Linked DNA regions of Homo sapiens: region 2 is linked to region 1. A link is an interaction called in ENCODE POLR2A ChIA-PET data of the cell type or tissue named here. Cell type or tissue: Panc1. All regions are shown on one strand. Links, peaks and the distances in the headings refer to the core of each region. The heading gives the core; the rest is flanking DNA.

Region 1 (3,044 bases), core at 205-2,704:
GTTATCTTTTATCTGGCTTGTGTCCATTGCTTTTTGATGAGCTTTCCCAGCAATTGCCTCACTCTCATCTTAATCTGGAATTCTCACCCTTAAATGAATTTAGATGCTTGACTCATTGCATAAATCTTCTCTCTTCTAAGGAGCTCCAGCCACCTACCACCACAGTTGCCAGGTCTGGAACACCCGCAGTAGAAAACAAGCAGCAGATTGGGGATGCTATTCGGATGATAGTCAGAGGGACTCTTGGCAGCTGTAGCAGCAGCAGTGAATGTAAGTGGTTGTCAATCGTATTTTAAATAATGAAACTCGAAATGCCAGTGCTAAATACATAATAATTTAAGTCAATTTACTTTGTAGCTTAATTTAACATAGAAGTAGTAAGATTACAGGAATTGGAAAATAATCTTGAGTTCTATGTCTTTCGAATTAATGGAGTGAAACTTAGCATCTACCAAAGCCTGAGGTTTTATTGCTAAAATATTGTATAACTTGAAACATTTCTGTCTGACTTTTCAGGCCTTGAAGACAGTACCATGGGAAGTGTTGCAGACACAGTGGCAAGGGTTCTTCGGGGATGTCTGGAAAACATGCCGGAAGCTGATTGCATTCCCAAAGAGCAGCTGAGCACATCATTTCAGTGGGTCACCAAATGGGTTGATTACTCTAACAAATATGGCTTTGGGTACCAGCTCTCAGACCACACCGTCGGTGTCCTTTTCAACAATGGTGCTCACATGAGCCTCCTTCCAGACAAAAAGTAAGTGTATCAATTAATGAAATCCTGTCAGTTCTCTAGTCTTGCACTAAAGAAATCTAAAAACAATGATTAACTGCTTCTATTTTTTTTTCCTCTTCTCTCCCTTTCGTTCCTGTTTTTATAGAACAGTTCACTATTACGCAGAGCTTGGCCAATGCTCAGTTTTCCCAGCAACAGATGCTCCTGAGCAATTTATTAGTCAAGTGACGGTGCTGAAATACTTTTCTCATTACATGGAGGAGAACCTCATGGATGTAAGTACTGTGGCTTTAGAGTGGTGACATTTGAAGTGTAGGCCACAAAGCAGTAGTGTCTGCATCACTTTGAAGCTTGTTAGAAACAGATTCTCCTGACCTACCGTTGGTGTACTGAATCAGAATCTCCGGGAGGTGGAGGCAGGGATTTCCAAAGCCATTCTGATGCTTGCTTAAGTTTGAGAGGATTTTCTTAGAATAATAATAGAGTGCATGCTACAAAATCTTTGTAGGCACTAACTCACTCTCCTAATCTCTTCCAGGGTGGAGATCTGCCTAGTGTTACTGATATTCGAAGACCTCGGCTCTACCTCCTTCAGTGGCTAAAATCTGATAAGGCCCTAATGATGCTCTTTAATGATGGCACCTTTCAGGTAAATGAACTCTTCAGGAAAGTGCACGTTTAGGTCCTAAACAGAAAGATTTGTACCTAGACAGTTTAGTGATTGACTGAACTTTTCTAATTCTCGAATATTTTGAGAGATCTAATGTCTATGTTTATTTTTTAAGGTGAATTTCTACCATGATCATACAAAAATCATCATCTGTAGCCAAAATGAAGAATACCTTCTCACCTACATCAATGAGGATAGGATATCTACAACTTTCAGGCTGACAACTCTGCTGATGTCTGGCTGTTCATCAGAATTAAAAAATCGAATGGAATATGCCCTGAACATGCTCTTACAAAGATGTAACTGAAAGACTTTTCGAATGGACCCTATGGGACTCCTCTTTTCCACTGTGAGATCTACAGGGAAGCCAAAAGAATGATCTAGAGTATGTTGAAGAAGATGGACATGTGGTGGTACGAAAACAATTCCCCTGTGGCCTGCTGGACTGGTTGGAACCAGAACAGGCTAAGGCATACAGTTCTTGACTTTGGACAATCCAAGAGTGAACCAGAATGCAGTTTTCCTTGAGATACCTGTTTTAAAAGGTTTTTCAGACAATTTTGCAGAAAGGTGCATTGATTCTTAAATTCTCTCTGTTGAGAGCATTTCAGCCAGAGGACTTTGGAACTGTGAATATACTTCCTGAAGGGGAGGGAGAAGGGAGGAAGCTCCCATGTTGTTTAAAGGCTGTAATTGGAGCAGCTTTTGGCTGCGTAACTGTGAACTATGGCCATATATAATTTTTTTTCATTAATTTTTGAAGATACTTGTGGCTGGAAAAGTGCATTCCTTGTTAATAAACTTTTTATTTATTACAGCCCAAAGAGCAGTATTTATTATCAAAATGTCTTTTTTTTTATGTTGACCATTTTAAACCGTTGGCAATAAAGAGTATGAAAACGCAGAAATAATGGTCTCCTGTCTTTAGTAGAACTCTTCACCACATCGTTACATTTTTTGATAAGATCGTGCCAAGCAGTGCCAAGAAGCCACTGAGTATAGAAGCATACTAGAGAGTTAGATCTTTAATTTTTTCTAACTACAGTTTCTAGGAAGTCTAATACCTGAAGTACAATCATAAACTTTCAGAGTAGATCTAGCTTAAGAACACCATTCTTCTTACAACCAAAATATAAGCCTCCTACAAAATCCAAACCCAATTTCTCTCTGTAGTATTTCTTCAAAACTTGTTTAGCTTGGAGGTGAAGCCAGATTAAATAGATCTCTGTTATTCAGTGTCAATAGGTACAGGAAGTTTATCTTAATATGGGCAAAACTCTGAATTAGAATACATGCACCACCTAAACATATTACTCAGCATAAACCTGCCTAAACACTTCCAGTGCCACTGGCAGTACTAGCACATAATTCCAGTAGTGAGAAATACTTTGTGAATAAGTCATTTTATTTTCCTTCTGGTGCATGGTAGTTGAGGAGTGGTATGGGAACCAAGTTGTGGTTTGGGGTCCATCTTTTAATCTATTAAATTAAGAGGTAAATTTGAGGTTTTCTTTTTCAGTGGGATCTACTCTTTGACAGGTGTAGTAAAGGAAAGCTGCTCATCCTGTTACTCTGAACTTACAGGCATCTGCATAAGATGTAAATATTTTTTGTTCAATTGTAATCCCACTATAAGGA
Region 2 (3,044 bases), core at 218-2,717, 250 kb after region 1:
GGAGATTTGGGACTTTATTTTGGTCAGCTTCTCCGTGTGAGTATGTATTATTTTTGAAACTTGAAATAAATATCTAACAAAAAACATTTTTAAGGGATCAAGTAAACAAACAAACAAACAAAATAAACAGGAGACTCATACAGCATGATGAAGTAGAAGCATGGGGTTTTGGAGACAGCCAGATTGAGTTAATAACTGCAGTTTCCTCATGTAAAATAGAAATAATACCTACCTCTACACAAAGCACAAGGCACACTTGTGCTTGGCAGTCAGTAGGCAGAAACCAAATGTCGCTGGTGTTACTGGAGGAAGAAAGTTTTCCAGGTGGGAGTAGAAAGAAACAGGGGATATAGGATGGGCAGGATGGGAAGCAGATTTTCCTTAAAATCTCCAGATCAATTCACAGAATTAGAAATTTGGAACTGTGGTACCAGAATGGAGCATGCTGAGACATACTTATGCACAATATTTGAACCACTGTTCTTCTCTCAGTAACCCTAGAATTTCAGGCTAGCAGCTGAGAGAAACTGATGGACTCTACTTCCAAAGGTTCCGTTATTCATCAGCTCTGAGAACCAAGTGCAAACTGTTGATGTCTCTGAAATTCAAGACTCTCATTGAAAGATTTTTCAGTTTGTGACTTGGAAAGGAGGGCCAATTGTGATGCTTCTAGGGTTACAATGCAAATCAGAAAGCAGAGAAGAAAGAGAGTGGGGAATAACAGAAATGTTTCAATTGGGCAAATATCCCTGTCAAGCATCAGGTAGGTAAATTACTGCTGGAAGGAATTCATTCTAACCCAGCTGTGCTCTGTCTTGATGGCTTATGGTTTTATTCTCAAAAGCAATTAACCTCAAGATAAAACACAGGGCAGAGGTAAAACCAAAGTTGTGCATAAAAAATGCACTGGTGATCTCAACTCAGAACTAGAAGGAACCGATCTGGAACGATCAGCCAATCAGGCTCAGGACTACTAGGAGGCAACCCAAGAATTGCCAGCAACTACCAGGAGAAAGAAGAGAGAAGAAAGGACCCTCCCCTAGAGGCTTCAGAGACAGGAAGACACTGCCAAAACTTGATCAAATGTCTAGCCTCCAGAATTGTAAAAGAATACATTGCTGTTGTTATAAGCCACCCAGTGTGTGGGGTTTTGTTAGGGCAGCTTTAAGAAATTAATACACATTTTAATCTAGGAGTTAAAAAAACAAATCTAGCTGTGACCTCCTTCTTTCAGAGGTAAACTTTAGGACTTAAAATTGGAGAGCCTGGTTATTGGTTAAGAAAATAAAGTTTTCTCTATCTTATTATAGACAGGACATGCATGTCATTATTCTAAAACTTACTGCACAGAGGAGGTGGGAGAATAGATGATATCATATATTTATATCCCTGTCTTATCGGTGCTAGTTTGTCAAGCTCTGGCAGGGAATTTTTTCAATTCATTAACTTACATATTTATATATTTAAATATTAAAGATCACAAGATAAACTTGCAGCAAGAATCTGGTAATTCTCCCTAATTGAATCTGGTGTCCTGTACAGTTCTATTGGCCTTCTTCTGGGTGAGCCATGGAGGTTTCCTGTCTGAGGCAGTTCTGTGGCAGAATGCATCTGGCTCATTTTAAAGTTCTCACCATTATTTGCAGATAGCTTTTTGTCTTTCTTTCAGCACACACTCAAAGTACTTTTTGTAAATAGTCTTGCAGATATTTTGCTTTCCTTCAACATATTCTGCAAAATACTGCATCTTGTTCTACTTGCTTATCTAGATGATAGCATTTTAATCTTTTCTTAAACTTGATCCTCACAGGAGCATAAATACCGTGTTTTCTTTGCCTAATGCATTATTTCTCACTATTTGCAGTTAGATTCTGTCTTTGGTAGACAGAATGCATCAAGCGACATCATGGTACTTCCTGTGTAACACATTAAATACTCTTTAGCATCCTCAGCTCAATTCATGTCTATTATACCTGTAGCAAAAGACAATCTGGATTTAGTTAACCCATCTGCCATCTTCCACTGTAGCAAATAAATAGAAAAACTGTTTATTTTCATGAAATTATCTCATATTTTGAATGACCCTTATATTTCACATGGAGGCTGTTATTTCTGCATAATTTGTTGATGTGATTAGTGCTTTGAATTCCTTTAGTTTATCATGAAATAATGTTTCAGTTAAAGTGCAAACTATTATTTATTCCAATAGAAACACCTGCAGACACAAGCTAACATGCGATCCATGAATACGGCAGTGAAATGTAACAAATTCCTGGTATCAACAGGGTTATCAGTCACCCTAATTCATAGGCGAAAATGCATTATTATTTACATTCTAAACCTGGAAAAATTTTCATTAGCAAATTTCTGTTTTTCCACTTATTGTATAGAATTCTGTCAGCATGCCCTTTTGCCAAATAAAATGGAACTATTATTACAAATTACTTGAGGTAAAAAAGATTTGCTCTTTGGGAGAAACAGCATTTATGCTTTTAAAAAGCAGAGCTATTTAGTAAAACTGATTTGTTTAACATCTGTTTGTGTAGAATTTATAACATAACCATAAGGTCTAAATATTTAAAGCAATATTGGACAAAAAAGTGGTCAGGGACCAGAATTAATTAGGGAAGACTTACTTAAACAGAACTGAACCCAGGTTTGACGGAAGTAATAAAGTAGATTGGCAGGGAGGAAAGACATCTAGGAAAAAGGAGACCAGAAGTTTTAGCTTAACTCTAATACATTAATAAGTCTGCTCTCTGGTAACTCACATAACCTATCTGGGCCCCTGCTTCCCATTGAAAAAATACATTGGCTGGAGTTCATGACTCCCACAGTTTAAATCTGTTAATATTCTATAAAGAATGGTAGAAAGACAAAAGTGGCAAAAAATGATGTTATTGGAGCAGAATTTATTATCCATTCTAAGTTACTTTCTTGAAGACAGAGAGAAAGGTACACATTTTTGTTGGTAGGGTTTGAATATTTATTTAATAATATTATAGCTATTTTATTGCATCAACTTAGCTAAGCTTTTTTATAAT

The links. Peaks named below come from ENCODE experiments on the same cell type or tissue, not always from the same donor. Only the 100,000 strongest peaks of a DNase experiment are listed, where the experiment ranks them.
Region 2: POLR2A ChIA-PET joins it to region 1 with 5 read pairs; 2 of 35 experiments call an interaction of 5 or more read pairs at or near these places.

The regions. Positions count from the first base shown.
Region 1 is chr5:58,453,252-58,456,295 of GRCh38, reverse strand. It overlaps PLK2 (polo like kinase 2), which reads left to right. Exons shown (of 14, transcript NM_006622.4): 10 at 141-270; 11 at 517-757; 12 at 882-1,011; 13 at 1,275-1,385; 14 at 1,522-2,314. The coding sequence ends at 1,713. Among named protein-coding and RNA genes, the nearest start is that of PLK2, 5.3 kb to the left of the region's middle. RefSeq lists an enhancer at 1-65. In Panc1, for the core only: no CTCF peak of the experiment used is centred there; no DNase peak of the experiment used is centred there; H3K4me3 peaks cover 2,500 bases; H3K27ac peaks cover 2,500 bases.
Region 2 is chr5:58,205,704-58,208,747 of GRCh38, reverse strand. All of the region lies in intron 2 of LOC105378983 (a long non-coding RNA gene), which reads left to right. Among named protein-coding and RNA genes, the nearest start is that of LINC02101, 85 kb to the right of the region's middle. In Panc1, for the core only: no CTCF peak of the experiment used is centred there; no DNase peak of the experiment used is centred there; H3K27ac peaks cover 1,229 bases.